Linked DNA regions of Mus musculus: all the other regions are linked to region 4. A link is a loop called in an ENCODE intact Hi-C map of the cell type or tissue named here. Cell type or tissue: left cerebral cortex. All regions are shown on one strand. Region 1 overlaps Trim44 (tripartite motif-containing 44). Region 2 overlaps Ldlrad3 (low density lipoprotein receptor class A domain containing 3). Region 3 overlaps Trim44 (tripartite motif-containing 44). Region 4 holds the start of Trim44 (tripartite motif-containing 44).

The links. Hi-C counts contacts between places; a loop is a spot of excess contacts. Peaks named below come from ENCODE experiments on the same cell type or tissue, not always from the same donor. Only the 100,000 strongest peaks of a DNase experiment are listed, where the experiment ranks them.
Region 1: a loop joins it to region 4, with 2.3 times the contacts of the local background. A loop is called at or near these places in 8 of 42 quality-filtered maps.
Region 2: a loop joins it to region 4, with 3 times the contacts of the local background. A loop is called at or near these places in 5 of 42 quality-filtered maps.
Region 3: a loop joins it to region 4, with 1.9 times the contacts of the local background. A loop is called at or near these places in 4 of 42 quality-filtered maps.

What each region holds. Positions count from the first base shown.
Region 1 is chr2:102,297,820-102,305,819 of GRCm38, reverse strand. Trim44 (tripartite motif-containing 44) reads left to right here. Exons shown (of 5, transcript NM_020267.2): 5 at 1,316-5,701. The coding sequence ends at 1,343. Among named protein-coding and RNA genes, the nearest start is that of Gm34268, 55 kb to the right of the region's middle. In left cerebral cortex, no CTCF peak of the experiment used is centred here; a DNase peak (open chromatin) is centred at 3,074; H3K27ac peaks cover 2,189 bases.
Region 2 is chr2:102,087,559-102,095,558 of GRCm38, reverse strand. All of the region lies in intron 2 of Ldlrad3 (low density lipoprotein receptor class A domain containing 3), which reads left to right. Among named protein-coding and RNA genes, the nearest start is that of Ldlrad3, 95 kb to the left of the region's middle. In left cerebral cortex, a CTCF peak has its summit at 3,864 (motif pointing left); DNase peaks (open chromatin) are centred at 642, 929, 982 and 3,831; H3K27ac peaks cover 672 bases.
Region 3 is chr2:102,312,202-102,320,201 of GRCm38, reverse strand. The region is part of intron 4 of Trim44 (tripartite motif-containing 44); the gene reads left to right. It also overlaps the pseudogene Gm13868. Among named protein-coding and RNA genes, the nearest start is that of Gm52521, 50 kb to the left of the region's middle. In left cerebral cortex, no CTCF peak of the experiment used is centred here; DNase peaks (open chromatin) are centred at 3,461 and 4,897; H3K27ac peaks cover 1,157 bases.
Region 4 is chr2:102,396,284-102,404,283 of GRCm38, reverse strand. Trim44 (tripartite motif-containing 44) reads left to right here and starts at 3,384. Exons shown (of 5, transcript NM_020267.2): 1 at 3,384-4,271. The coding sequence starts at 3,600. In left cerebral cortex, a CTCF peak has its summit at 3,781; DNase peaks (open chromatin) are centred at 3,170 and 3,624; H3K4me3 peaks cover 2,582 bases; H3K27ac peaks cover 1,523 bases.

The sequences.
Region 1 (8,000 bases), 98 kb after region 4:
TAATCCTTTTCTGAGAACTTTTCTAGGTCATAGCTGGGAGCTAATATACTATAAACCTTTTCTGTCTCCGCCAGCTTGAAACTTTAGACTTCAGTCAAAATTAAACCTTGATCTTAAGGACCCTGGGTTCTTACATCTCAGAGATTTTCACTTTCTTCATCTGGACAGTGCAGAAAATAGTAATTGCAACATCCTGGGATTGGAGTGAGTAGTGATAGAAAAATGGGGTAGACAACACCAAATTCTGGTCGTGTATTTCTGTGTTCAGGCTTAATAAGCAGGAGATGGAGGTGACCCTTACTCATCTTTGAATTGGTGACCTCTAGAAGTGGATGAGGAGTACCTAGGCAGGTTGCTGGTTTTGCCTATTTGTAAATGTGCTCATTCCTGTTGCCTTTCTTTCTCTGGCCATGTCTTTTCCTGGCCCCGTCTTCTATGATGGTGTACTGTCCAGAACCAGACCAGTGGTACTTTAACACCAAGTATCTCAAATAATAGTCATGCCTATGGGACTATACACTTAGGTTCTGACACTGAAACACTGACACCAGGAATCCTCTGCTTATCTCAGTAGTGGCTGAGGCTGTTTTCAACCCTGTCTGTTCCTTCCATTCTTTCTTTCTGTTGTTTTTAGAGGTCACTTCTTTATGATACTGTACAACTACTAGATGTGTCGTCACTGGTAAGATAGCATTAATGCTACCCTTATATACTTCAGGAGAAGGGGGATGAGAATAAGATCCAAACTATAGAATTCAATAAGAGCAAAGAAGGAAGGAAGGTACACAGAGAATGACCCAGTGACCTGTTGAGGTAGAGCACTTCCTAGAGACTGACTACAGCGTGGATGAGACCTTGGCTCTGCCCAAGGCAAAGTGCAATTGATTGATTGCTGCTGATGCTGCTGATGATTGGTTTTCTGATCTAATAATAGATGTCTTAACACCTAGAGGAAATAAAACTGGTTTCTACCAGCAGTTTATTTTGTTAATTAAAATTTTAAAATTCAGTCTGACAATCTTCCTGCTCTTTTACTTACTGGTTGTATACTGGGCATTGTGTATTTTACACGTGTTCTTAATTGATTCTCCCAGAACCCAAGATAGTAAGTCCTTTTTTTTTTTTTTTTTTTTTTTTTGTAAATTTTCATGACAACGGTAGTTAAATTTAGAAATCAGAAATCAAAGCAACTAAGACACTTTGCTGTGGGCCTACTGCTCAGTCATGATAGAAGCAGCACAAAGCTGTCAACCTGTACTGCGTTGCCTCCTTTCTGTGACGTTTGAACTCACTTGCTTCTCCTTTTCCTTTGTAGCGGTGCCAGTGAAGAAGAGGACACATGAAGACTTAGCATTCCCTGCAGAAAACGCCCCTTCCCCGTGTGTGTGTGACAGCGTGTATGTAATGGCTTCTGATATCTGTGAAAGCTGCCAGGCAACAAACTTCTTCTACTGGAAATGTCCCCAGATCCACAGCAGGCACACATGTTCCCAAGGGACCAGGGGTTGTATGCATTCTGACTGTGTGCTTCTTGTTCTCTGTGGTAGGTCATGGGAAGAGCCCTTTTGATCAACTTGGAGGGCTCTTCAGCTAACCCCCCAATGGCTGCTTTGAACTTACTCAGGAAAGCCAGCCCCTGGAATATTGTGCAAGTCAACACTATCACTTCCTTAGGAAGGTTCTAGAACATCTCGAAAGGATATCAGTTTTCCTTACCTGCAAACAGAAAACAAACCCACTTTGTTTGTACTGAAGCTTAAAGCAAATGTGGCCAAGTGGGGCCAAACTGACTCAATAGGCAGTCTGTCATAGTCCAGTTCTGCCTCTGTGAAAAGTGTTAGGGCAACTGGGTTAAAATAGGGTTGGAGAAAGAGTCCAGAGCTAGAAAGAAGATATTTTTAGTATGTGAGGTTATCTAGGACTTAAGTTTCATAATTCAGTGCTGTGGAAATGGGAAAATGATTGAAAAGGTAGAAAGGAAATGACCTTAAGGACTGGGGTGAGGCACAGAAATCTGATTAAAGGTTGAAATCAGTGTTTCAGAATTCAGATTGCCTCAATTTTCCAAAATGGTCACTAAAGCATCTGATAAAACCCAGAATTCTTCGGCCAGCTGTGTGGATTAACAGGCCTGTCACAACATAAAAGGCTGGCATGTATATTGGCAGGTGGAGATTGTCACTGTAAAACTTAGCAGTTTCACTCCGAGGTTAGTCTATGGTGGTCAGTGCACTGTGAGGGGAATCCTTGTCCCTCCCTGGCAGCTAGCAAACATTCCTCTATTTACTATAATTGGAATCCTCCCTTCCCCTGCAGCAGGCCGTCAGCTCACCTCACACAGCCCAGTTTTCTCTTCATGTAGCATGTCCAGGCATGCTCCAGAGCTGGGTTTCCTGGCCTTCCCACACTCCCAGATCACAGTCTCTTACAACCATGCTTTTCAGGATCCAGGAAGTAGTAAGTGTGCTGGGAGATACCCAACTAACTGCAAGCTCACAAGCACCACATCTTCTTGAGACATCAGTTTTTCTTTCCAAATGATTTGAAGTCAAGAGATGACCATATTTTTTAATGGAACAAATGCTTATGTTATACAAGAGAATGTTCATACACCTAAAGTGCTAAACTAAAATAGGAAACTTGGAAGGAAACTCATATTTGTAAGTGGACAGTGATTCTATCTCCTCTGCTTGTGTGGTATTTCCATGTTCACTTTGAGATTTTGTCTGAACTGGATTCAGGCAGCCTTGGGGTTGCTGTTGATCAAGGTCTAGACTTCCAGATCCAAGGAGTCCACCTTGGAGTAGTACATCTCCCTTTTCCTGTCAGCCAGCTTGCCTGTGTACTTATCACAAAGCTTTAGGGGCAGCTAACATGTGTATGTACAGGATAGTTCTGAGGCAGAAACAGCATAGACTTATTGTAGGAGTCCTATTTATGTCATTGTTCAGCCCTGTGCATGCTAGAAAATGATTTATCCCTTTGAGGCCAGGAAACTGCCAAGCCACTCTGCTGTAGGCTAGGATTACTGAAACTCACCACACATACAAGGATATTGGGGCAGAGCGGAGTGTGAGATCTAAAAATATGTATACTTTCCCCAGCTGGTGGCTAGTAGATGGCTTAGACAATTTTGGTGTCTTACCATCTGTCTGCAAAGACTGGAGAATTTAATACATCTTGAGTTGACAACCTCCAGTGATATCCTGTTCTGCCAAAATTTTAAAAGAAGGGCCACTGTAGAAAGAGTGTAAACTATCACAAGATTGAAAAGACTTGACAGTTTGGAAGCTTGTCTTGTCTTTCTCAGTAATCATTGATCTTTACATGTTGACCTTATATTAGCAATGAACAGATCATTGCCTCTCCACCCAATCATGCTATTTCTTTAAATCAGTATTTGGGGAATGCAAGCATTTATGCAGTGGTTATAAACAGAAATATAAGATTTGCCAACCTGTCTCTTTAAATTACCATCTCTCTGAAATCCTCAAGGAAAGCATTTTCCCTTTACTTAGTAAGGGTTTCAGATTCACTTTATGGGCTCCTGCTGTCTTCAACACTGATAAAACTTTAACCAGAAAAGCATTAAACACAGCACAGCAGCCCCTAGCCCAGATCCCTAAGTTCCTAGTGGCAGCATTTATCAATGTAAGAACAAGAATACTTTCTGTACTGGTATCAGCTTCGTCCTCAAAGCTATGACCTCTTACTTGGCCTTGTGCCCCATAGTGAACGAAGCTTCTTGCCTTTCCAGGTCAGTGTGAGTTAAGATTGTCAGAGTTGTATGTGTCCTGACAGACTGTGGACAGCAGGGTTTGCCCAAATCATCAAGTGATACAGGTAATGAATGTCTCTAAAATAAGTTGGGTCCTCCAAACAAGTCCTGGATACCTTCTGAATGTTAAGTTTCTGAGTGCTGAGAGTAATTTGTTCATTGGTTTGGTTTGATACCGTTATATCTATCTAGGGCAGTTCCAAGAAGTGCTTGACTTCTCAGCTCTAACAGCCAGTAAGAGTAAGTAACCTTAGTACAGGCAATGAGCCTCTGTAGATGTGCAGAGGACAAGTCACTTGTCTGTAGTTGCTAACAAACAATGGAACCAGTTTTGAGCACAGCACTCCCTGCTCTGCAGTCAGCCCTCTGCCCCACACCATGACTCACCTACAGATTGAGAGAGAGAAAGGCTTTCAGTTCCCCCAGTGTAGTATGCCCATTCACACTCGGAATTCTTTTTCAAAGACATCAAGATGGCCTTAGTACTCTGCTCTAGTAGATGTTGTAAGTATTCATTGTTCCTTCCAGGAGCTGGATTTTTGGTACAGTCCCCACAAAGGAAAATAAAGGCCTTCAAGAGTGTAAAGTTTTTAGACAGAGTTGGAGGTAATGGTAGTCTTCTAACATTATCTAAATATCTCCTGCTTCATTACTATAGAAAGCAACTCTTCATGTTTTAGGAAACCCAGCTACCATGTTTGTACTCTGAGAAGGTGCCAATACAAATCACTAATTTTGGACTCCCTTCCTGGAGTGTGTGTGTGTGTGTGTGTGTGTGTGTGTGTGTGTGTGTGTGTGTGTGTGTGTGTAAATGAGAATGAGATTTGTACACACCCACATATTCTATACCACTTAATTAAGAGTTAAGTGAAGTTCAAAGCAGCCCCTGGTGATCTTACTTAACACCACAAAGTTTTCTACTAGGTCCATGAAAGTATAAACAGATAATTGGAGTGTGACTGCTGGCTTTCCAGAATAACCCACTTGTGGTAGATGTCAACTCTTACAGCTCCAAGCCAAGGTGACGACAACCCAGCCCTCTTCCACCATGTCTAATAACATGGGACATGGTAGATGCCTTGTCATTTGGTGACCTGGATCTGGGCCCGAGTTTAGAGCTGCAGAATTTATAACCTTGTAGTAGTCAGTGGTCTAAGAAGTCCTCTCTCCCCACAGAGAAAATGTCTTGCTGATTCCTGATATTCTACTCTCATAAGCTGTTCAGTACACACTTCTCAGTCAATTGGTTGCTTGTTTACTATGTGCTGAGCACATCTAGATTTTTTGTTTGTTTAAAGTTAAAAGTCCCATTATAAATCAAGTCTAACCCTGCCCTAAGAGAAAAGACCCACAGAGACTGCACATCTCACTGACGCTGCCTTCACCCATTAGTGTTTGAGGCCCACCATCCTATGGAGCCAGGTATTCCCACATCATTCAGATCACTGGTGTTTCCCATTACTGTTTGAGGCTGAGCAGAAACACTAACAAGGACCAGAGCAGGAACGGGAAAATAAATGAAGACACTTGGAGTGCACTGTTGAGAAAATAGCCAGAGTCCATGCTGGGCTTGATGTGGCTTTAGGGGACCAATCATATATACTTTATGGAAGTTAAACCTGACCAGTCTTTACAGTGACAGGCCACAGCGCGTGAGTGGGTAGAACCAACAAATCCATTGTCTTCTGCCTGTTTTTGTGTGCACAGTCACATTCCCTCCTTAGTCATCTTCCCCTTCCACTCTTTACACTAAACAAGGGAACACTCAATCTTTCAAGGGAATTACATATCTGAGTTAATGTTTCAGTATATCATTTTCATACTGTAAATTATTTTGTAAGAGAGATTTACTGCTATCCCAGGATGTTCGGACTTGGCGCCCCTGTGCATTTGGAAATCAATAAACTATTACTGGAAATACCATTTGTCTCTCAGAGTTGTTCACAAAGGACCCTGCTAAGTATAAATATCCATGAGGATCATATACATATACATACACATGTCTGTGGTAATGCTGGAGATGATGGTTAGATGTAGGGACCTAAGTTACTCCTGATCTCTTAAAGGGCCATAGGAGGCTTCTGGAAGGTGGTGGAGAGTAGATCAGAGATATTAGGTAAGATATTATAAGGTAAGTGTTTACTCCTGGGATCTTTTCAGCTTTGTGACTTTGATTAGCTAGGAAGATTGTCAAAATTTAGTTTTTGATAAATGTTCTTTTAAAATAAAAACTAACCAGCACCCTTGATCAAATTATAGTTAAGCTAGCAGTACCATCTCTGTGGGACTTTAAAGGTACCTATCTGAATATAATTGATGAGAGAATTAAGTGATAAGTAAACTCATTTTAGTCTGGCTTCTAACACAGGGCAAACAGTTGTACTGCAACTTGGAGTTATGGATTCCAGTAGCCCAATATGAAGATTAGAGGTGTTAGATCTATGGAATCTGAAATTGCAAGCCTTTCCAAAAAGCACAAAACATAATGCCTCAAAATCCTAAAAGCCATGAGCAGGTATGCTCATGAGCCCTGATCTAACTTGCTTCTATCAAATGTGTCTTCATTTGCCCTTTCTTCATGGTACTATGGGAGCTTTAGAAAATTTTGCAAAACAGGGCAGTGGAGTCAGACAAGGTCACCCAATAGGCCAAGCCTGGATTAAAGCCCCGGGACAGAAGACTGTCTCCTGGGGCAGTCATTATGTCCCACTTCCTCCCCAGTTGCTGAGGGTACCTCCTCTGCTGGGGGATTGGGAGGTGGCATTGCCAGGCACTGTAGCACTTGGTAGTCTTCAGAATTTCAGATCACAGTGTATTGCCAGGTTTTTCATCCCTGCTTCCCATGCTGGTCCCTCAACACCACATTCTATTGCTCACGTCCTTCTCGTTTTAGTGCCTTTCCTTTAGACAGCTCCGGTTTTTAATTGATAATTTCTTGATTCTGTTTACATGTAGCTTCATTTCCTTTATTTTATTTCATAAAAATATGAAATTGCAGCTTGTTTGGAATCTCTCCTGGTCTTCACAAGGCACCAGAGTGAGATATGCTCAACAGGAAATCAGGCTACCAGCACCTTTATTCAATAAGCAGGAACGATGTCTCAAATGAGAAACAAGACCATTTGGAGTCATTCAGTGGCTGCCCCGAATGCCTGTTTGTTAAATATTGCAGTTTCTAGCATTAAAACATTTAATTTTTGTTAACAGTAATAGCTACCATTTAGTCAGCTCTTTGTCTAGGCCGGGGACTCTCCTTGGTACTTTTCACATTGCCCTATTCAATTCTCAAAGCGCTAATACTACCGTCTCTCATTTTATGCTTAGAGATCTTTTACTAAACAGAGAGCCAGGATTTAAATCAAGGCTAACATACTATGGGGTCTGCTCTTCATACCTAGCCATACTGAGTCATCTGGTTTGATAAATAACATGTTGTCCCTGGCACTCTGTCCATGCAGTTCAGCTGTGAGGTAAATATTGGGTCCTTGCTTTGTATAGCCTGGAAAACAGGACAATAGAAGGACTGAAGGCAGCAGTGCAGTTCTTTTCTGCCTCAGGGCTGTGCTTTACCTCCTTCGTTTTAAGGCAGTAAATAATGGAATCACTGAGAGACAGTGTTCACTGCTGCTTTGACTATGGACTTAGACTCTCCAGAGACAGCCAGCTCTGATACAGAGTCCATACTTTAATTAAACATCATAGCAACCTGATGTAGTCCCATGCCTGAGATGACTACAGTATGCCATTTGATATATAAAAATGGCTCCCAATCTTCATGCTCCTTGAGGTTTCATTTGTTACCATTTACCTGGTCTCAGCCATTTGATAACTTCATTTATTCATAGTTCATGAACATAATTCCAAACAAATGGCTTGAAAATGAATAATTGAGACAACTGGAAAAACCTTCGAAGAAGTGCAACTCTTTGAAAAAATGACTAACAAGTAAAAACTAAGCAGCCAAGCCTTCTGCCCAGTGGAAATAAATGCCAGGAAGCAAACATGCAAGATGCCATACGTCTTACCATTGGGCACCTTCCCAGAACTGTTCTCACTTCTCACACAATTGTAAATGTTTGACTAGTTTTCAGGTCTACAGAGATGGAATTTAAGGAAGAGGAGTGGGCTTCCAGAGAAACCAAAGTCAAGGAAGAAAAAGTGACAGCAGTAGACAAAATGTCAGGTGGGCCAAAGGAGCTCAAATCTCATTTATAGAGGACAC
Region 2 (8,000 bases), 310 kb after region 4:
CTGATAGACTCTCTAGGTTCAGAGAGAGAGGGAGGGGGGAGAAAAGGAGGGAGAGAGAGAGAGAGAGAGAGAGAGAGAGAGAGAGAGAGAGAGAGAGAGAATCTCAAAACATAGAGGCAGAAGACGCCTGATGTTGAGCTCTACCTTGTGTGATGCGCGCGCACACACACACACACACACACACACACACACACCACTCCCCCAACCAACCTCCCTGGTGCAGGGGTGGGCATCTCTCTTTAGTGCCCTGCCCAAGTTTTCAGTATTAGGTGGCTATGCCTTTCATAATTCAAGAGGCTCCCAGAAGAAGCTGTGACTCTTTATGGGGAATCATTTCATCATTAAAGCTTATGTCTACCCAGACAGTGAAGGACCAGGTTCTTGCTCTGCCCTTCACCCCCCTCCCCTCCTTGCAAGGCATGGTTGAGAAGAAAACATCAGCTGCACATTGAATAATCGTGCTGCGATGCAACTCTCACCTTGGCGCATGTGAACGACCGAGAAAACAATGCCCGCTTTCCTTGGGCTCTCTAGTTAATATCCCTTGGTCTTGTGCCAGCCTCTCCCTCGACTTCTACATTTCAGAAGTATTTTGTTTTCCATTGCCGACAGGAGGAGTACAAAGGCAGATGGTGTCATCACCTAATTTGTTAATTCTGCCAGACTTTCTTCTCCTGCCAATCAGCAGTCATCCTTACCGGCTCATGTTTAAGGACAGCCTTGAGGAAAATTACAGAGGAGCAGTGTCCTGTTTACCCTGCGAATGAATGCCGAGGGCTTGGGTAAAATCAGAACAAAACAAACAATTTAAAAGCAGCACAGTGGCTCTGAGTGAATTCAAGGGTGGGCAGCGAGGCCGCTGCAGAGGAGCAGCAGGGGAGCCCTGGCTTGCTGTTCTTGACCCTGCCTAGAACTTAGCATGGGGTATTTCTTTCTGAGCCTTCCTTCCCTTCTAAAGTAGAAACGTGCCCTCCAGCACCTTCCCTGGAATACTGATTATTTACAGGATTGACATCATGCAGTTCTTTGAATTCTCTCCTGGCTTCAGAACAGAACTGTGTAAAACAGCAACAGAAACTGTGGTGAAGGAATGTGAGCCACATGTGGGCCACTGCTGGGGCCGCATCGGGGTCAGTGGATGCTTGCCTTGCAGATGTGAGGATGTGAGTTCATTTCCCTGGAGCCCTTGCTTTTTGTTTTGTTTGTTTTGTTTAGTCTTCTGAGAGAGAGACAGAGACAGACACAGAGACAGAGACAGACACAGAGAGAGAGAGAGAGAGAGAGAGAGACAGAGAGAGACAAGAGACAGAGACCCTGGTGTGGTAATCCTACCACTAGAGAGATGGTGTCTTAATTAGGGTTTTACCACTGTGAGCAGACACCGTGACCAAGGCAACTCTTAAAAAGATGTTTAATTGGAGCTGGCTTACAGAATCAGAGGTTCATGCAATATCCAGGCAGGCATGGTGCAGGAGGAGGTGAGAGTTCTACATCTTCATTTGAAGGCGGGTAGAAGACCCTAGGCAGCTAGAATGAGGATTTTTGTTTGTTTGTTATTGTTTTTGTTTTTTGTTTTTTTTCGAGACAGGGTTTCTCTGTATAGCCCTGGCTGTCCTGGAACTCACTCTGTAGACCAGGCTGGCCTCGAACTCAGAAATCCACCGGCCATGCTCCAGCACTGCCTGGCGAGAATGAGGGTCTTAAAGCCCATGCCCACAGTGACACACCTACTCCAATAGGGCCACACCTTCTAATCGTGCCACTCCCTGGGCCGAGCATATACAAACCATCACAGATGGTAGTTGAGTGGATGCCTGTGATTTTCTTGCCAGCCATCCTAAACTACTTGGCAATATCCAGGACAGTGAGAGACCCTTAAACAAACAAAACAAGGTGACCAGTACCTTAGAAATAATAGCTGAGGTTATCTTCTGGCCTCCACACACATGTGCACACCTACCAACACATGCATGCACATGCACATTCATGATCACTTATACACACACACAGAATATGGGCCTGGTGTTCATGCTTGTATTTCTAGCACTCCAGATGCTGAGGCAGGAGAATTGCAAGTTGGAGGCTAGCCTGGGTTACATAACAAGTTCCAGACTCCATTGGGCTTCCAAGTGGGAACCTGTTTTAAAAGACAATCAATCAAAACACAAACAAAATAATGTGGATAGGTGGTTGGGTGGGTGGTTATGTTGATGATGGATGGGTATAGGTAAATGAAGGAGTCAGTGCATGGGTTGATGAGTGCATGGGTCTATTTTCAAACCATTGGTGGGAGGGAGGGATGGATGGATGATGGATAGATGGATGGATTAACTGATTGGTGAGTGGGTTAATGCATGTTTAGGTAGATTGATGGATAGATTTGTCTTGGTACATAAAAAGAGGAATACCTCACTCTGTAGCCATTCCTTCCCAGAAATCTTTGTCCCCTCTCTTCCCCGGCAGGTAGACCTTCTTTCCTCCAGTTCACATAGAACTGTGTGTTTCTACCTATGACTTGTCAGCATCAGATGCAATAAAGGCCATGGGTGTTTGCTTTCTAGGGCCATTAGATGTTTTCAGACAGCCAGCAAAAGGCCTGAATTTATCTTGCTCAGTTTTCCCAGCAACAAGCACAGTGCGCTCCCAGCATAGCGTATATTTGCTGAGTGACCCCATCGAGGAAGAAAGACTTTGGAAATGCACGGACAACGTGTCCTGCTCTCTCGTGGCCGCTTTCTCGGCTAGGCTTTTCCTAACAGGTAGCCAGATAGGGTTGCTAAAGAGCAGCAGGGTTCCTTCCATCTGCCGCATGCACACACAGAGATACAACCACATACAGAGACACACAGACACAGAGACAGACAGGCAGAGAGATAGACAGAGACAGACACCTCCCCCATATGTCTCTCAAGACTTTTAAAGGACCTCTTGATTGTTTTAACAGCCTGTCTTCACAACGTCTCCTTCTGCTTCATCCCTGTTCCTGCCTGTTAAGTAACCATTCTTCCCACAGTTGGATCCCAGTGGATGTGAACCCTGGGACACCCCTCCCTGGTCAGCATTTGCGGATACCTATTATCTTCATCCTCTGTCATTACATCCTAATGTTTTGCTTAGATTTTAAGACAGGGACAGAGGCTAATGAGGGGCTTTTGTGCCCAAGAACTGTGGACCCTGGCAGCTTCAGTGGCTTTTGTATTTAATTCCAGGGAGGTAGGGTACTCATAGTGACTAACAGGGTTTCAGGGGAAGAGACAGGCAGCTCAGCCGGCTGAAAAGATGCAGCCCTCCTCAGATCAGCTGTTGCTCAGGCAGCCTGGGTGTTCCTATGCAGGGAGAATGGCAAACTCTAGAAGACCCCCCCTCCCTCCCTCCTCCTGGTTGTTACTGTCTCTTTCGCAGGGTTGTGCAGGAGCCAGCTCTTGCTGTGGGTGAGCTGAGCGCTCGAGCTCCCCTAGGCTCTACTTTCCTCCACTCTAAAGGGACTTGGTCACGTCTAAGCACCAGATACCTATGATTGTCCCTGTGGGAAGACAGAACCGTTTGCTGGCACACGAGCACATGTGTAGGAATAGATTTTGAATTGTTTACATATGCAAAAAGATTGGACTCCTAGTGAGCAGAGTATACAGAGGCACTCTGGGGTCTGTGCCAACCTGGGAATATTGTTGCAACGTTGTACACCAGACTCTCTGCTCAGTGCTCTGCATGGCTGATATCATAAAGAATTTAGATTGCCACACTAAATCCCACAGACACACACCCTTTATATAGGATTGAAGCTTACAGGAAAGGTGGAGCCAAGATATGAATACAGACATTCCAGAGTGAGCCTAAACCATTGTTATGCTGCCCCCTGCAGGTCAGTGTATGGCCTGGCTCATCAGTGTGGAGGGTTTTGAGGAGCCTTAGAGATTAGAGGCAAGACCCTGTACAACATATTTCCTCTGCAAAAAATGGGGGGGGGGGGGAAGAGCTTGAATATTTAGTAGCTGAAGCAAATTCTAACTGCTCTTCAGTTCCAGAGCATGCAGCAGGGGCTTGAAACATCAGAACCACAATGGGAGTCTCCCTCAGGGGTGCCTTTCCTGGTAAAAATCGACAGCTGGGGAGCTGGCTCAGTTGGGAAAATGCTTGCCTTGTAAAAGTCGTGAGAACCTGAATTTGAATCCCAGGATCTTTGTAAGAAGCCAGGGGTGGGAGTTCACATGTGCATACCTGGTGATGGTGAGACAGACGACAGACAGAGACAGGAAGACCCCTGAAGGCTTGTGGGCCACTAGCCCAGCATACTGCTGAAATCCCAGGCAGGTGAAAGACCCTGTCTGAAGCAAGAAGGCTGTCCTCTGATCTCTGTGTGTGCATCCTTGTACCATCCCCAGCACACACAAACCCAGCAGGAACATCTCTGGGCTCTGTGCACTAAAGATGTCTGGCAGGTTCCTAGGACCACTGACCTCAGTTCCCAAATCCTCCCTGAAACGGTCCCTGATGCCTCCAGCTTTATAAGTCTTCAGAAGCTGGAGTGGAGGGTGGGACTCTGTCAGTTGAAGATTCTAGTTCAGTAGGTCTGGGGCAAGGCTGGCTGTGCAATAGCAACCCAGGTGGTTGCTGCTGCAGCGGGTCTGAGGTCTGTATACCTCAGGCCTCAAGTCTGTGTTTCCCAGGGCCTAAGCTGTCTGCATCAGAATAATCTCAGACCTTCCTTCCATAAGCAGTGAGTCTCAGATGAAGCTTAGGAAGTTTCTGTAACCACTCTGACAAACACTGCCCTGTTCCTTGCTTTCTGATAGTCGAGGTCCCTCGTGGACTGAAGACAGGTCACATAAGATTAGTTCACAGGTCTAGGTAGGGGATAGGAGTGTCCTATTTCACTGGATAAATCCACTCCATACTCAGACTTGGGATTTCTGCAATTGTTTCTTCACATCCTCTTGTCTCTCCCACGGCCTCCTGCCTGCTCCTCTCTTTTCTCCTTTGCTGTACTTGAGTATGTGCCTTTGATACTCCATATCCTGGCTTTTGCATCTCTCTCAGTAATGAAATTGCTGCACGGATCCCCAGGAATCTGCTGTTAAATTGGGCAAAATTGGGCAGGTAGTGATGTCCTTAGGTGCCCTTCATGCAGACTGGGCGAGATCCACCACATTGTCCCTCCATGATTAGCTGGGGTGGCCAACCATCTTTCTTGTTTGCCCTCTTCCTTCTTAGTCCTTTTTCCCTGGGCCATTGTTCTTCTGGGAGTGGTTCAACCTTTCCATATAATAATTCTGTCTGGGTGACATCTGCCTTTTCTATACTGTAGTGTTGCTGCAGGGGGTTCCATACTGCATGTCTGATCCAGTCACTGCCCTCACAAAAACCATGGAGCGCTGCAGCTAGGCAGCCTGAGGCACATGCTGGCTGGCCTTGCCACTTGTCAATGGAGAAATCCTGTATGCACTGCTGAACTTCTCTTGACTATAGTTTTGAATGTGGCAGAGTTGGTACAGTGCCGTCCTGGTTAGCTTTTGTTGTCAAATGGATACAACCTAGAATTACCTGCCATGGGGGAAATCTCAAGAGAAGAATTGCCTCCATCAGCTAAACTTGTGACTATATGTGTCAGCCACTGTCTTGACTGAGATTTGAAGATCAACATTCAGGGCCCAGCCCACTATGGGCGGTACCATCCCTAGGCAGGTCGACCTGGAGTCGACAAGAAAGCTAGTTAAGCATAGTGCAGTGAGTTAGCCTGTAAGCAGCAGTCCTCCATGGTTTCTGCTTCTGTTTCTGCTTGAGTTCCCGATCCGACTTCCCTCAGTGCTGGGTAAGGCCTTTCTTCCCCTAAGTTTTGTTTTATCATTGAGGCAGAGGTTGAAATTGGAACAAGTCTTTAGCTGGGAAGTTTCTATTCCCAAGGCGGAGGCCTGTTGAGCTCCCCATGAATGTCTGCCTTGAGTTTTCTTTAATTATCAGGAATAATGAATTGAAGTAATAGCAATCTCAATGGGCCCAGATCACAATAGAATCCAGTGAGGCTTTGAAGTGCCTTACAAAACACCCTTATCTGGCCCTGTGATTCCCACTGGCTGCGCATCCCTCTCCCATACTCTACCTTTCTGCCCTGTCTCACAGCTCTTTACGTATGTCCTGTCCTCTGTGCCAGTGCCTTTCTGCCAAGGCAGGGGGAGGGGATCCCTTTCAAACTGCCCCTGATTCCTGCAAGAAGAGAGGGTCATCTCTCCCTTCCTGTTCCTGCTCATTCTCGGGGGCTTTTGTGAAGCACATGTGCATCTCTCTGTACGAAACGTGCATGATCGTCTCCTTGACATGGTGTGCTTCTGAAGTTAGGCTGGCATCCCTGGTACAGCTGGGACTCGCTGTATGTTGTGTGAATGGAGGAATGATGGATTGGCGCGGGAATTCAGAAGCTGATCCAGTGGCTCAGAGGGCCGGCCTTCAGGATGCTTGAGATGATCTTGCCTTGTTATAGTTGAGAACTTAGGAGTGAACCTTGAGCCCTCTCTCTTCCTAACCATCTCTCTGCTTCACTAGTTCAGCCAGCACTACTGCTAAAGCAGTAGGTTTCAGCCAGGCATGATGCTAACATCTCACAATGATGGAGATGGCTTCGATGGTCACTCCTAGGGCCAGTGCTAGTAGATAGTGGGCAGGGGCTAAAAGTGATGGAAAACCCCATAGTTCACAGGGAATCCTCTGCACAGCCAAGAATCACCCAACCCTAATGGGCTGAGTTGAGGAACCCATCCTGGAGAATCAGAGTCCACCCAGAGCTGTCCATCAGTATTCGTTGTTTTTCTCATTTATGTGACCAGAGACCTGTCAAAAGCAATGTATGGGGGAAGGAATTGTTTGGTTCATGGTTTGAGAGGGTACAGTCTATCACAGCAGGGAAGGTATGGCAATAGGAATAGGAGGTGACCAGTCGGTCACACTGTATCTGAAGTGAGCAAGCAGAGAGAGATGAGAACAGTGCTTCTTGCTTACCCCTCCTTTCCTTTAAATGACCTAAGCCTAGACCGTGGGATGGTTCCACCCATATTCAGTTGCATCTTCTCTCTTCAATTATACCTGCCTGGGAATGTCCTCACAGATATACACAGAGATGTGTGTAACTTTAATTTTTTCAAATCCTATTTTTAATGATGGTTCTTAAATGCTTTAACCTCCCCTTTATCCCACCACCCATCAGAGTTAGTGAAAAAGAAAGGATACAGGGAAAGTGGACCTGTTTAGAAATGGTTTTTGGAGCAACTCCTGTCTGAGTTGTCTGGAAATCGGCAGTTCAGTTCACGGGTCAGCAGTGGCAGCTCGATCCACTTGCAAACACTTCATGTTTACACCTGCAGTCCCGTTCAGTAGAGTTGGGATAGCAAACACAAATCAGCAGCGGTGGCACTTCTTAGCAGAGACCGCCAGGCCTCAGCCTCCAGAGGAGTTAACAGGAGGGGCCAGGAGGTGTGCCTCTCTCAGCGAAGGTCAGCGAAGATGAGCAACTAAGAAGCATTGCACAGCTAGCTCTACAAGCAAGCCTAGTCAGCCCCAGTCACTGTTAGCCACATTCTATTTACACAGCCTCCAAACATCATGTGGCCTTCAACTGACATCACTCTGCCAATCAGTCTGAGTCCACAGAAGTGGCAAAAAAGCCACAGCATGCTACCAGAAGTTTTTTTTAGAACATTTCTCTCTGTGGAGTCCTGAAAATGGAGCTCAGCTACACAATGTAAGGCGGACCAATACATGCATGTTGTTAGCAAAGAGTCCTTCATCACGTGTTCTTTCACGTGCTTGCTTTGGCAAAACGTGTTTTCTCCTGTGTCTGCTTCAGTGAAATCTTCCTTCAGGAGTCTGCCTTAGTCTTTCACCTGTGTCCACTTCAGGAAAACACTCCTTCCTGTGTTTGCCCCAGCAAAACACCGTCTAAAACAACTGACTCTCCAAAGAACCCTTTAAAAGTTTCCACTTTAGGTGTGTCTCCTGTCCTCGCTTGTCTG
Region 3 (8,000 bases), 84 kb after region 4:
CTGGTGGCACTAGTATTCAGAGAGACAAATACCACCCCCCCAAAGTTTACTTGGTTTATTTTCTTTATTTTATATACCCCTTTCTTTGATAAATGATAACCAAAAGATCAAAGAAAGATCCACCAGAGAGATTGTATTAGGTTTATTTTCTTTATTTTATATACCCCTTTCTTTGATAAATGATAACCAAAAGATCAAAGAAAGATCCACCAGAGAGATTGTATTATAGTTACTTGAGACTGGTTAGGTTGAAACATCTTTTGATCGGGTGCATGGAAGCTCTACCATACTTTGCATAGCGCCCATGCATCTACTAATTAATGAGAACTGAGTGATGCAGGCCTGAAAAAAATCCACAGTCAGCCCCCACTTTCTATTTCTTGGAAACCATGGGTTTTATAATTGGGCAAATGTGGGCTCCAACTGTAAGCCTCAGACTTTACATATATAAAGCATAGCCATCCATGCCAATTAAAACAATTAAAAGATAAATGGGGGGGGGGTCATCTTGCTTTTTACATACACCAGTAGTTCCCAGCCTCCATTGCATTTATTTTTCCAGGGCTTTGTCTGCCCATTCTCTTCAGTGAACAAATGATTATAACTAACCTTTAGTGGGTTAGGCCCAACGGGGCCCCTAGTACTATAAACAGTTTGACTGGAGAGATACCTGGAGAATCAATTTGTGGAGAAATAACCATCTCTCCAAATGAACAACAACAAAAACAGACTTCCAGGGGCTTTATTTAAACTGTGAGAGTTGTTACATCTATCTATCTATCTATCTATCTATCTATCTATCTATCTATCTATCTATCTATCTATCGGTCCTTAAAATAGTTTAATAAAGGAGTGTCTTTGTTGTCTCACAGCAAATGATCTTAAATATAAAAACAACCCCCAAAAGAATTCCCTTCTCCTAGAATTAATGCATGAAATCCTTATTCTGTTAACCATTCCTTCACATTTATCCTGGGTTCAGTGAAGATTTCCAGGGAATGTTTAAGAGTGGGTTGGGAAAGCAAAGCAATCTATGTATTTTTATGTTAACTTCTCATGCTAGTGTAGACTGTCTGTAATACATTGTTCTGTATTAAATAAGGCAGGTTGGGGCTCCGAACATAAGCATCCTGAGACTCTTGTAATCCTTTAAGGAAGCAGGAGCAGAGCAATATCTTGTAGATGTCTACTGTAGGCAGACATTGTCCTCATAATATTTCATGGAAACAGGAATCATTTACCAGTGTTTTCTATGCTATAGTCATAAAGAGTCACAAGCAAGAAAACTGAGGTGGGGGAGGGGGGGTCAGTTTTTCAGGAGAGTTACTAAGAAGTGGAAAGATCAATTAACACTTGTTTCTCTTGGACATGGCTGCTAGGCTTCTTGAGTCTGAAAAGCAAGATTGGAAGTTTTGACAGCAGGGAAGCCTGTCATCCAGATTGTTGACGGTGACCTTCGGCTGGGTAGCCTTAGCAGGGACTTAGGCTTTCTTCGGGGCATTGTCCCCTGGTGCTCTTTTGGGTATTTTGTACTGTTCTATCTGGCAGAGCCTTTTAGTAGGGCCAGCAGAGAGTGACTATTTTATAAGTATTGTAAATACCACGGCACTAGATTTGTGTTGAAATAAGCACAGATTCGGATGGAGTCTGAAGTTATAGAATTGTATCATTTCAATGTCATAGGAAAATTGGCTTTAGGAAAAACAGAGGAAAGTAAATGTGTCTTTAACAATTCTTACCTGTGTTTAGCACCGTGTTCACACATACTAGTCCTAGCCCCCTTAAAACTGGGCGGTTTTCTTTCTCCAGTAAAGCCTGACCATCCATCTACCTTCATCCGACCATCTCAGTGGTTACAACTTACAACGGGCTCATCCAGCAACTAACTGGTACGCACCTGGGTTATGGTAGTCCCACAGCCAATGTTTGACTCAAGCAGATGAACAATTCAAATATATGACAAGAATAGTTAAGAACCCCCCACCCTTTTATTTTTCAAGAGAGTGTTTCTCTGTGCGGGACTGTCCTGCTCCTGCCTCCCAAGTGCTTCAACCACCCATTGAAGAGCAACTTTTATAGAAAGGCCTTTGCTTCCTGGCCTCTGCAGAGCTGTTGAAACTAATGAAGGCCCTGGATGTTTCTCATATACTCTCTTACTCAGAATCAGTTACTTCCTCCAGGATGCAGAACACTTTGAGTACAGAGCAGTCCGCTTTGTTTAATTTAAACTAGATGGCATGTAATAAGTGGAAGGCTACCATGTTCAGTTCCCTCTGTATATGTTTCTCTCCTTTCACTCATCCCTCTCCCCTGTTGGTGTTGTTATGGATTGGGAGGGGGCGGGGGGGGGGTCTTCTAGTAATGACCAGACTGGTGCTGTCTCTCATCGGATAACACTGGAGTACAATCCAGAAAAGATCCTCTGGTAAGATTGGCTGAAGTAAATGTTATAGTCACCTTTTCAGATGACTATAGGAACCTGTCTTAGGAACCTGCTACTTCTATAAGTAACAGATACTGAGCATGAGAACATGTGAAAAATGTATAAGGCCTTCATTATTTTAAACAGGTCTGCAGAGGCCAGTAAGCAAAAACTCTTATAGAAGTTGTTCTTCAATGGGTGGTGGTGCACACCTTTAATACCAGCACTTGGGAAGCAGAGGCAAGCCAGCCTAGTCAGTCTACAGAGTGAATTCCAGGACAGCCAGGGCTGTACAAAGAAATCCTGCAGATTCAGCTGAGTTCTGTGCCTGCTGTCTTCTCAGCTTCTTGAATATTGGATTAGGGTACAGGTAGAGAGAGTTTTCATAGCATTTTTTCATTTCCCAGTAGTAAACATATGTACTGCAAGAGAGGAGATAGGTGAATAGGAATCAGGCACCCCAGTTATCTTCTATAAATCATCTACTCAGAGTCCTGGAGAAGTTGTTCCACAGAGACCTAGGCCTTATTGACAGAAGACATCTATGTCTCCCCCAGAGTTTCCTTTCCCCATTAAGAGAGTTTTCTTTCTGTCCCTGGCATGAGCCTTAGGACAGACAAGTTACTTTGGCTCTGGCAAAAAGGGACCCCCAGGCTCTGTTTAGAAGCAAGTGTCTCTTCTTCCAGACCCTCAACATTAGGACACTGGCTCTTGACACACTTTGATGCTGAGTCTCAGACCAATTCTGTTCATATAAGTACATTTCCGCAGCCTAATGCCTGCCTACTTCCCCCTCGAAGAGTTTAGATTGAGTTACCACTGGGTATTTGTTTTTCTTTTTTCCTAAAACATCTGTTTGTGCTGTCTTGGGGGAATGTTGCACAGAATGTAGCCTGAATATTTTAAACATTGCTCTTGTTCACATTTTGAAGTGCTGGCAGTGTGGTAGACGCCATATGGGGCTCTGACACCTTTCTCGTCTTCTATTCTTTCCCGTCTACATCCCCCATCTTCTTAAGAGACATTTCAAAATGACCCATGAAAAGAAGCCTGGGAGCTGCTGATGAGTCACTTTCAGCCTACTCTCCCATGCTTTATCTCTAGCTATTCTGGACTCTTCACAGCCCTGTGACCATGCTAAGCTGTTTCACATCTTCCAGAGTTTATTCAAGCTGTCCCTCCACCTGGCATGCCTCCCTCCTGACCCCATTGTCTTCCTGGAAAGTAGTAATCCATCTGTCAGTAATGAGTGATAAAACCATTTCTTACTTGTTATATGAGAGTCGTCACTTCCTTCTCTTGAAGTGTGCAGACTACTTACATTTTTGCACACTGTAAGGTACTTAACTATATTTCATTCCTTTTTCATTTGCACATAGTAGGGGTTCAGCTACTGTGAGATGAAAAAGACAAGAATAGAAGTTACAAAAAAGATTTGAATGTGGCTGAGTAATAATTATTAGGCATTATGTTAAATACTTTCCATCTTTTATTTATTTAATACTCATGTTTTCATTTTCCTGAATAGCCCTGACACAAGCACTCATCATTTTTTTATCCTATCATCTTGTTTCCCTTTCTTCATAGCACTTTCTACTCAGTACAATTAGTTTGCTTATTGTTTCCTCATTGGAAATTAATGCTCCATGAGAGCTAAACCCTTGTCAGTCATTCTCGTTCTATAAGGCAGCACCTATTAAAGTGCTTGTCTTAGTCAGGGTTTCTATTCCTGCACAAACATCATGAACAAGAAGCAAGTTGGGGAGGAAAGGGTTTATTTGGCTTACACTTCCATACTGTTGTTCATCACCAAAGGAAGTCAGGACTGGAACTCAAGCAGGTCAGGAAGCAGGAGCTGATGCAGAGGCCATGGAGGGATGTTCTTTACTGGCTTGCCTCACCTGGCTTGCTCAGCCTGCTCTCTTATTGATCCCAAGACTACCAGCCCAGAGATGGTCCCACCCACAAGGGGCCTTTCCCCTTGATCACTAATTGAGAAAATGCCTTTCAATTGTATCTCATGGAGGCATTTCCTCAATTGAAGCTCCTTTCTCTGTGATAACTCCAGCTGTGTCAAGTTGACACAAAACTAGCCAGTACAGTGCTTAATATATTACAACTGTTCAATGAATATTTTCACTGAAAGAATGAATGACTTGATGACTTTGTTCCACAGATCACTAAAATAATGGATAATGAGGTTAAATGGCTTTGTCAAAGGCACATAATTCAGATGACAAGTCTGGTCAGGAATCCTGGTCATATTCTTATGTAGGTAATGCTAGCATCGTGTGCTGTCTTCCTTAAGGGTTCTCCAAATAGATAGACTTAATAGCACTAGAGGTCTTCTTTTCTGTCGGATGCAGTTTCTGCCTTGAAGTTCCACTTCCTCCACCTTCGCCTCATCAGCCAAATGAGGGATATGCTACTAAGAGAATGTGTCCTAAGTGCCAAGCCTGTTACTGAACTATGGGCATGTGAGGACACATCATCTGAATTTAATTTAGATTCCATTTTCCAGAGGAGAAGAAAATGAGCCGAGCTGAAAACTACTACTGTAGAACTGAATAAAAAGCACACTTGGTGCTTCTGACACTGGACAGACAGAACTGAAATTGACCTGGTGGACTCCGTTCTAAATGTCCTGAGTGATTCTTTTTCTCATGTGTCTTGGTGGTGGGTCTTTGGCATGACTATTTGCTGGAAGCTGAGGGAAAAGGCTGCCTTTCAGTAAGGTTATAACAGGAAAGTTGAGACAAGCTATAGCTATAAAAGCTGAAGGGAAAAAATAATGTAGCTGTTGTCTTACCCCCTTTTGACATGTCTGTTGGGGATTCTTCATAAGATGAAGACATTTTCTAGCAATTGTCACCAAAGTGAAGTTTTGAGTCTGCCAGGGCCTTGGAAAATCTTTAGCATTGAGGCATTAGCTAGAAGCTAGTTGGGTAGATGCCAAGAGATTAACTTCACGAGCCTTCTAATGGATTGCCTAACCATCACTGAGTTTCCCTGCCAAGTGTTAGAAACAATGAACAGGCCTTGGTTGTAGTTGTAGTCCTGCCTAGCTCTGGGACCTTGAGATGACACTTTCTTATTTTTTTCTTCATTTTCTTTATCTATAAAATGAAGTATCCCTACTGCTACACAGTTGCTGTGAAAACTGAATATAAAAATGTGAGCAAAGTGATTACCTCAGTATCTAACAAATAATTACAATATTCCTATAGTGAATGCTTGTAATGTAGCTGGGCCCTCTTTTAACAGTGTAGAAATTTACTGTTTATGTGTGCTAGAATAGAGTCTTGAAGATCAGTATGTGTTTTTTTTCTACTAGTGGTCACAGCCACATTCCAGTGTAGCTTTCCCACTACTGGATCCAAGCTTCAGGTGACATTTCATCAGAATGAACAGTGACTTAAACACTCTTTCACCTGGAAGAATGTTTACTCTTCCAGCCTGGAAGACTTCATGACAGACATTCTTACCTCTCTCCTACCATGGGTCGTTAAAGCCAGGGGTGAATGATTCAAACTCTTGCAATTGGATCTCTCTTGAGACTAGCTCACAGCTCAGTTGCACAACCCTGGAAGATTCCAAACATGTAGCTATTTAATATGGAAGCAAGATGAGAACTTTCTTTTATGGATATAAATTGGCTTTTGAAGTTTTCTCGTTGAAGATGTTAGATATAAGCTTGCTTCTGCTATGTCTTTGGGATTGTTTGCATGAAGATAGCCTCCATGGCTCATATATTTGAATACTTAGTCCCCAATTGGTAGAGCTGTTTGTGAAGGGCAAGGGGTGACCTTGTTGAAGGAGGTATACAACTAGAGATAGGCTTTGAGGTCTCAAAAGTCCATGCCATTCCCATTTAGCTGTCAAGATAAAAGTTGTCAGATACTAATTCAATGCCATGCTCGCCTGTCTGCCTGCTGACATGTTCCTCACCATGATAGTCATAAACTCTAAACCATCCAAAATTTTAAGCCTCCAAAACTCTTTCTCCTATAAGTTGTTTGATCCATGCTATCACAGCAATAGAAAGGTAACTAAAATAGCCCTCAAAGATAAGAGTTTTACCAGTCCATTGACCAGACCTGCCCTTTATCAGCAAGGCTGTTCTTTTATAAGAGCAGTCATTGTTTGTGATATAGCATTTTAATCTACTCTTAGTATTGGAGTGGTTATATAGACCTCATTTTTTTTCAACCAACTAGAAAAGAAAATGGGCTTTCTGTTTACCTGTAAAACCTGTTAACATAGTTGCCTGAACAATGTCTCTAGGACCAACAAGTGACATAGTCTGCTAGAAAAGTTTCTCAGAATATCCATTCTTTATGTGATGATTTCAGTCTTTTAGATATTCATAAGGTGTATGAAGATTATACCTTGTTCACTCACATGCACACATACACACACGTGTGTGAGTGTGTATACTCTATATCAATATATTCTCTAGATAGAGAGACCATATATATACATATATGCTAATCTCATTTAATTCCTTTTAGCAACTCTTTAAAATAGCTAGTTACTAATTTGTCCTCTATTTTCAAGTAAAAGCACAGAACTCAAAAGCTCTACTAACTGGTAGAGCTGTGACTCAAACCGGGTATGTTTAACTCCTAGATCAGCATTCTTAACTCTTAGTCATACAAGTAGCACTAGTTTATTAAGAGTTGTAGTTCTTCCAACATATAGTGGTCTATATATTTCAGACCTTAACTCACAGTCATCATGAGACTCACACCCACTCACTACTTTTCATATAGAGATGAAATTAGTGATAAGAACATGTATTTATTGATCTTTTCCCTTTTCCCCTTCTACCTTGGTAACTTGTAAGATCTAGGAGCTTAGATTAACTGAAATTTTGAAGCCCAGACTTTATTAAGTCTTAGGTTTAAGGTTTTTTTTTTTATTTTGGTTTTGGTTTTGGTTTTGGGGTTTGGTTGGTTGGTTGGTTGGTTGGTTGGTTGTGTTTTTTGTTTGTTTGGTTGTTGGTTTTTGTTTTTAAGGAAACTGCTTGAGATTTGGTTTCTATTATTGATATGCCAAGAGAAGATGAGAAAACTGGGTCAGGTGATTTCCTGAAGGTATAGGAAACAGGGAAGGCAAACTTGGGCTATTTTCTGCTTCTCATTTTCCACCCCCTTGAGTTGCATGGATCCTAATAGAGGGTATGGAAAGGTTCCTCTCAATTCTCACCATGGAAGATCAGCAATAATGTGTTATCCACAAGTGTTGTAGGAAGGAAGGTCAATATAATGTCAGAGAAAAGGAAAACTTACTGTTCTCCTGCCATTTGCCTCTAACAAACACCCTTCCTCCTCACCCTCCTCTTCCTCTCAGTGCTACTTCAGTTTTCTGCAAATGCTTTAAAATCATCCAATTTGTGGCAGGAGTGTAGGGAAAATGGCTCTCCTCACATTCTCATTCCCATGTGAGTAATGATTATAAATCAGCACACAATGATTTCTGCCACACAGATGATTTAACAGTAGTGTATCAAGAGCCTTTAGAAACACATACCTTCTCTTTCTGTCTCTTTGGTCTCCAAGACAGAAGCAAGATGATG
Region 4 (8,000 bases):
TATCGAAAGTCCTTCCCACACAGGAATAGGCCTGAATGCCCCAACCAAAGAAATGCCGACATATACATAACAACTGGGCTGAAGGATGCTGACGGACCTCCCATTCAGAGCTTCCTAACTTGAACAGATTATTTCGGCCTTGCTGAGCCTATCCCATCAGTGGAGCTGGGAGTCCGAGAAAGACTGATGTTAAGATGAACAGGACTTACACTTGAGAGGCTTACCTTACACCATGACTGGGAGCTTTATCCACATTTACAGTCAGTTGAGATGCTCTGACTCTGGAGTCCTGCTACCTGGGTTGAGACTTCAACTATGGGAAAAACTGAGAGTATTTTACTTCTGGGAGATGCATAGATCATTGAAGACTGCCGAAAGACAAACTAGGGTAGCCTTTAAAATGATTCCCAAAACTCAGATCTTTTGATATTTATGCCCCTGGTCAGTTTCTTCCTACATTTGATAGGACAATATTATCTTTGTGACCAATGATCTATGTTGGAAATGATGGTGTATGGCTTAGGTCAGACAAAATATTATGTCTTTTACTATATCCTCTCTTGCTTTGGGGAACTTCAGCTTACTAAGATAGTCAAACGGTCCTATGAAAAATAGGTCCTCCCAATGGCCACATGAGCAAGCTCACTTGCAAGTAATTATGACATTTGCAGATTAGCCTTTAAATGCCTATACAACGTCCTTGCTTATATTTCTAAGCCAGAGTCGCACATAGTTAAGCCACTCCTGGATTCTTTACTCATGGAAATGAAGTAAGACAACTGATGTCTGTTATATCAAGGTTCTACATTGTAAGGTAATTTCCCAGGAAGTAATAGATTAGTATGTTAAGGCTATCTCTAGATGTTCCTAAAGACTACGCCCAGGGAGTTGAATGGTTCTACTTTCAATGGAAAGTAGTAGGGAATCTGATTACCTTACAGAATCTACTAACTAGGTCCCTAGACTTTATAAGTCCCCCCCCCCTTTTTTTTTTTTTTTTTTTTTTTTTTTTTGGTTTTTCGAGACAGGGTTTCTCTGTATAGCCCTGGCTGTCCTGGAGCTCACTTTGTAGACCAGGCTGGCCTCGAACTCAGAAATCTGCCTGCCTCTGCCTCCCGAGTGCTGGGATTAAAGGCGTGCGCCACCATGCCCGGCTATAAATTCCCTTTTTAATATTTCATCTACTTCTCTAAGATTTTTTCCATAGAAGGCTCAGAAGATTACTGAACATCACAGCATTGTGTTTTGTTAAGTTAGAGTTAAGAAGAACCAAGAGAAATAATGATAACATGTTACTTCCTCTTACCAAAGATGCTAGGGACCCTTAAATGTGTTTTTAAGGGATTGTTGTACTAGGTATTGAACCCCATACCTACCTGTATGCTAGGTAACTGAGTTGCACTCTCCACAATTTTTCTTAATTTTGTTTTGAGTCAGTGTATGTCAAAAATGCCTTTTAAGATTTATATTCATTTCAAAGGTTTTGTAAATACAATGCCATTGTGTTCCTAAAGCCTCAGCCCAGATGGAAGTAACCAAGCAGCTAACACTGCTCATAGATCCACTAATGCAGGAGTCTGGGTTGTCATTGGTCAATTTCTTTTTCCAGAATGGGGCATCAATCCCTGTTTTGAGTGAAGACATAGAAGTCATTTCCTGAGAAATAAGTGGATGGAAAACAGAGATGTGCACAGGATCGGAACAAAACAAATTATTTTTTCCAGCATTCTATAGAATTGTTCTGAGGTTAAAAAGAAAAACAAACAAACAAAACTCTTAATTTTCTAAAAAAATATATTTAACAAAAGCTGCACAGAGATTAAATGTACATTAAGAGACATCAAACATTATTTAAAATGTCAATTAATCTACATTCCTTGATGTTTTTGTGGAGATCTGGAAATCCTAGCACTCTTATTTAAAGAAATCAGACCATTCATCTCTTTCTCCTTCCCTTCTCCCCACCCCCACTCCTCTCAAAGATAGAATCTATGTTTCCTTGGCTGTCTTGGAACCCCTAAGTCGAAGGTACTAGCCTCCAACTAAGAGACCCACTGGTCTCTGCCTCGCAAGTGCTTGAGAGTGTGCATCACATGCCTAGCTATTTTCCATTCTGTAATCCACTTTCCTCTGCCCCACTAGAGCAAAATGTCCTCCTTTCTCTCTCAAATACATTTTTTTTTCTGTTACTGGAGAGACAACCATAGATGGTAGAGAAGGGGATGGCTACATTACCAGCAGCCCACCAAAAATGTCTTATGTTTAAGGTATGAAATGACCTTTGAAGTGTCATTGTCAGCATTATAAATTATGCTAAAATTAATAAAGCTTACTGATCACTTCTGTACAGACTCCTTTACATTTAATCCACAAATCCCCACGAAGGAGATATTGCTATTATTTCTATTTTACAGAGTTTGGTGTTTTTTGTTTGTTTGTTGTTGTTGTCTTTGGGGGGGGGTGGTTTTTAAAACAGAAAGATGAAGTAATTTGTCCATGATTACCAAACCTAAGTGGTGGCCTTAGGATTTGGGGACTCTAGTGGATAAAGTTCTAAAATCAGGCTTTGAAAACACCACAAGAAGATCTAGCACGGTCTGGGGCACTTTAACATTGTTTAATGTGTATCAACCGCTTTCCTTTCTCTTGGTGTCGGCTTGGAATCTAGAGTGACCAGTTAGTGACTGGGAGTTGGCATCTCACTTCAAAACTATGATCCCCCTCACCTCCCTTCACCTGACACAGCTATTACTCAGAGATTCTGAACCCCTAGGAGGCCGGGATGCAAATAGACTTTGCAAACACACAAGGCACAGTATTGCTTTGGATCAAAAATGTTGCGTGTTTGCTCAGTCAGACTGAGACCTCAGTAGCCTAGAAGAACACACACAGCCCTTTTGGGGGCTTTATGGAAATCCCAGGCGGGCAGGTTCGGTGTGATAAAGAGCCTTGGGGCCTTGGCCCCTTGAAAATCCGGGGGCTGTGATGGGGCGGGGACAGTGTCTCCAGAGTGACATAAGTCCGCAGGGACCGCAGGCTAGTGGTTTTCGGTCAGGTTGACACCTCCAGGGAGGGCGTGGGAGAGGCGGGGCCCGTCGCCCTGCTCTGCGAGGAGAGATTGCGCTCGAGCTTCTCCTTCCGGGGGGGATGCTCAGCCCCGCGGGAAAACGCAGAAAAGGGTCCTTGCCGCTTTAAGTGACTCAGGAAGTGAAAGGAGGCCGCTGACGGCGTGGGTAAAGTGGAACCGGGGCGGCGTGGGCCCGCGGCGGCCGCGATCTTGCCGGGCAACGGAGGCCGGGTTGCGCGGCGCAGGGGCCGACGGGGCGCAGGCTGCCGCGCCGGAAGTGGCGCGCGAGGGACGGGGCGCGGGCGCGGCGCGCGGCGAAGAGACCGAGCGGGCGCCAGGCCCAGCGCTGACGGCTGGCCGGGCCCTCAGGCCTCAGCAGCTGCAGACGCGGCGCGGCGCAGCGCAGCGGCGCGGCCCAGGCGGGGCGGCCGGCCAGACCCCGGGGGTAAGCGGGCCTGCGTGAGGAAGGCGCTCCGCGCTGAAGGCGGAGAGCACGCCAGCCGCTAGGCCTCGGCCTCGTCCCTGCAGCCACATGGCCTCCGGAGTGGGCGCGGCCTGCGAGGAGCTGCCTCCCGACGGCACGTGTGACGAGTGCGAACCCGACGAGGCGCCCGGGGCGGAGGAGGTGTGCCGCGACTGCGGCTTCTGCTACTGCCGCCGCCACGCCGACGCGCATCGCCAGAAGTTCCTCAGCCACCGCCTGGCTGCCTACGTCCATGGCGCCCAGGCCTGGACTCCGCCGGCCAGCGGGGGAGACGACGCGCTCCCCGAAGACGGCGAGGCCAAAGGGGAGGCCGAGGGGGAGGTAGAGAGCGAGGTCGGGGAAGAAGAGAGCGAGACGGAGGTAGACAGTGAGTCGGAAGAAGAGAGCGAGACCGAGGAAGACAGTGAGGATGAGAGTGACGAGGAGAGTGAAGAAGACAGCGAGGAAGAGATGGAGGATGAGCAGGAGAGCGAGGCGGAGGAAGACAACCAAGAAGGGGAATCAGAGGCAGAAGGAGAAACTGAGGCAGAAAGCGAATTTGACCCCGAAATAGAGATGGAAGCGGAGAGAGTGGCCAAGAGGAAGTGTCCAGACCATGGGCTGGATTTGAGCACCTATTGTCAGGAAGATAGGCAGCTCATCTGTGTCCTGTGTCCAGTCATTGGGGCTCACCGGGGCCACCAGCTGTCCACGCTGGACGAAGCCTTCGAAGAACTGAGAGTGAGTATCGGGCATTCAGACATGTCTAAGGGGAACAGGATCCCCGATTTCAGATAGCCTAGCTGTGACCACATTCATTTTCATGTATCAACAAGACGAGTCGCCATGTTGGAAGCCGTGCCTAGTCTACCATTTTGGTTGAAATTGTCAAGTTGTCAGTTCTCATCTGTGAACATACAAGAACACAGAAAATCTTGAGTATAGTTTCTGACAGTTTGCAAATTACTTCTCCCTGGAATTCAGATAGGCCATTCCTTGAGAACTGTGACGCCATTTAGGCCCATTTCTATACATGATCACCGTTGTTAGGATAAGTGTTTTGACTTAGGGCTCTTGCTATGGTAACTCAGCCCACTTGGAAAACATGAGAAAGAAACGGTGATTTTGACAAAACCAAGGAGCTGGTTCCTCTAGTAGAAGACTCGGAAAGTGGCGGTACAGGTGTTGTGGTGTGTGTCTTGAGTTGTCTTAGGTTCCTTGTTGTTTGAGACTTGGTAGGAAACAAGTATAGCTGGTAGGCTACATTGGTGTGGAGATGGAGGCTTTTATGTTCACTGGCTAGATTTGGATGTATTCAGCTTGGCCCTGTTTTTGTCAGCATTAGACATCTAGTAAATATTGATTGCATTTGGGTTGCCTTCTATGTATACAGCGATGGCTAACATTGATAGAACAGCTTTTCTGTGTTCATTAAGTAATAAGTGTTTGGTAAACGTCTGTTATGGCTTTTGTTTCCCTATGCAGTCTTACAACTGCTGGCCTCAAAATAACTACTATTTTGATAATGAAAATACTGTGTATTAATATTTCCTTTATTCCTACTTTTATTATGAGAAGTACACATGCAGAAGTGTACAAAATATATAGCTTAACAAATAATCACAGAGCAAATACTCCTGAGACCTCCACCCAGACCAGAAATCATTATTAGTACTTATTATTACTAATTGTATTATTAGTAATTAATAGAGGTATTACTGACTACTATTATTAGTAATATTGACATTTCATAACTCCAGTTATAACTGTGTTTTGGTAGCCATTTTCTTGACCTTTGGACTAACAGTTTTCTTGGTTATCTTTGTGTTTACAGCATTTGTATGCATCTCTAAACTTGAATTGACATTACGGTTTTTACATTATTGACACGCAGTGTTTTGAGTTTGTTTGTTTTTCTTTTTTTAAAGACATTTGTGCAATTCATTCATTGACTGCCTGTGATTTATTTTTCATTGGTGTATTGAATTCCATTTTATAGATATGCCAAAAATCACTGTGTACATGAAATCTGACTTGTTTTCAGCTTCTGGAATTTCTTGCTTTTATAAATAGTTACTTAGCAAGGTGGCTCATACCTATAATTCCAGCATTCCACAGGTGAGTGCAGTAGGATCAGAGTTCAGGGTCAATCTCAGTTCTCTAGCGAGTTTGAAGTCAGCCTATCATGTGAGGTTCCTTTCTCAAAAACAAAGTGGCAAACCCCTCAAATAATAGCTCAGGTGTAAGTATTCTTGGTCATGCTTCCTGATACCCATTTTTCTATATTTAACTGGAAATAGTACCGAATGTTAAACCATCTGCTTTCCAAGTGGTTGTTCTTGTCTGCATGATTATAAAGACACTTCTTGTCCTGAGTATTCACCACCACTTGGTATTAATAATATTTTTAATTTTTCTTACTGTGCTAATTATATAATATGGTATATTGTGGTTTTAATTGCATTCCTTTGGTTTCTAAGTATCTTTTGTATTTCCTCTTTTGTAAAGTACTATCAGGTCAAGTGAGCAGACTCAGAGTTAGATTATCTTTTTTTCTCACTAACTTATAGGAATATGTGTGTATTCTGGTTTTTTGTTTTTGTTTGTTTGTTTGTTTGTTTGTTTGTTTTTTCTGAGACAGGGTTTCTCTGTGTAGCCCTGGAACTCACTTTGTAGACCAGGCTGGCCTCGAACTCAGAAATCCGCCTGCCTGTGCCTCCCGAGTGCTAGGAGTAAAGGTGTGTGCCTGGCTGTGTATTCTGTTTCTTTAGTGTTTGTATCTATTTTTATTATCTTCTATTTCATGGATTTTCTTTTCCTTTCCCAGTATATTAGTAGTACCATGAAATACTGGCTGCTACACAGTAGGTCAGTAGGTCAGGAAGTATATTTATCAGAAGTTGATAAAGTAAAAGAGGTGGTTTGGTATCTAGTCTCTCTTAAGAGGTTCTGTGGAAAGATCCTTCAAGGTCTCACTCAGCCTTGGGAGTTCCACTAAAGCCCCAACTTGAGAATATTTTGTTGTTCATCTGGGATGACAGCTTCACTTTCATGTACTTCTTCCTGTTGGCTGCTTGAATATCTTTAACTTGGGGCTAAACTGTTGGATGAGGAATGAGCACTGATACTCATAGACCTCTCTGAGTTGAAGACATAATCTAGTCAAAGAACAAAGCTTTATAGTTCTGGTATGAGGGGTTGAGATGAGAAATAGTATGAGAAATGCAAAAACCTGGGTCATGGGAGGCAGATGCTCACAGATGGATGGACAGTCAACATTATGAGTGGGAAAATAAAACTGATTTTTATTAAAATATCGTTTTGCTTTTTTTGTGGGTTTGAGTATTTAGAGAACTATGAAGAGTTGTTTCTTGGCCTTTTAAGATAAGATGGAGTGTAGAGCAGAGTTACAAATGGTCTGACCCGATGTGGGAATTTAGAGAAAGAAAGTGGTTTTAGCTAGAGGCATGACCAGGAATGGTTTATTTGAGAAAGTGGTATTTGAGACATGCTTTGAAAAATGGGAAGGATTTAATAGGTATGATGTTAGATAAACCTTCTCTATCCTGCCATAGCAACAATCTGTATGCATTTATTGTAACTCTGGGTTTTATATCAGTGTTAGGTTTGTTCCCTCTATGCTATAAACTCTTATAAGTCTAGTAGTATGTATTAGTCATCATTGTATTTCCAGCACCTAACACAAGGCTGATCAGATAATAAACACACATGAAATACTTGTTAAATGTGTGTTATAAAGTATAATAATTTTATCTAATTCTAAGGCATTGCTGAAGAAGTGATAATGAGATTGTGTTGTAGTGTATCAATATTTATCTTGGAACTAAGTTCAACAATACATAAAGTAATGGAATAACTTTAGCAGCAGTTTATATAGCATGGATGTGTATTTCTCCCTGTTTTAAGTGAAGTCTAGATGTAGGCAGTCTAGGGTTAGAGGAAGGAAGCATTGAAGTTGTATCTTGGTGCTTGCCAGCTCCTTTCTGATATCTTTGTTACAAACCGAGATGGCCTCTGAAGGTCTGGCCAGCAGTTCTGACTTCTAAGATAACAGACAGGTGAAAAACACACCCCTCTATTTTCTCTCCAGAAGTATGTATTCTGGCTTAGGTTTCATGGGGCAGAACTTAATCTAATGGTTTATCTAGTTACAAGAGAGAATGGGAACTGATTTCTCCAAGCTATAATATGACAAGTTAAAAGGTGACACTGTTATTAAGGAGGAATGGTAGGGGGAATCGTGATAATCTTTGCAGTCATAGCTGCGTCATGTTGACTAATTCAGTCAGCTTCTCTGAGTTTTGGTTTCTTCTAACATGAGCTTGGTATGTGCCCCTATGGCCTGGCAGGACTTTGGATCTTTATGAAGCCTGATAGGGTATAAATTGTGTTGAATTGCAGATTCTGACTCAGTCCTCAGGGTAGTAAGTGAAAATCACAATTTTCACT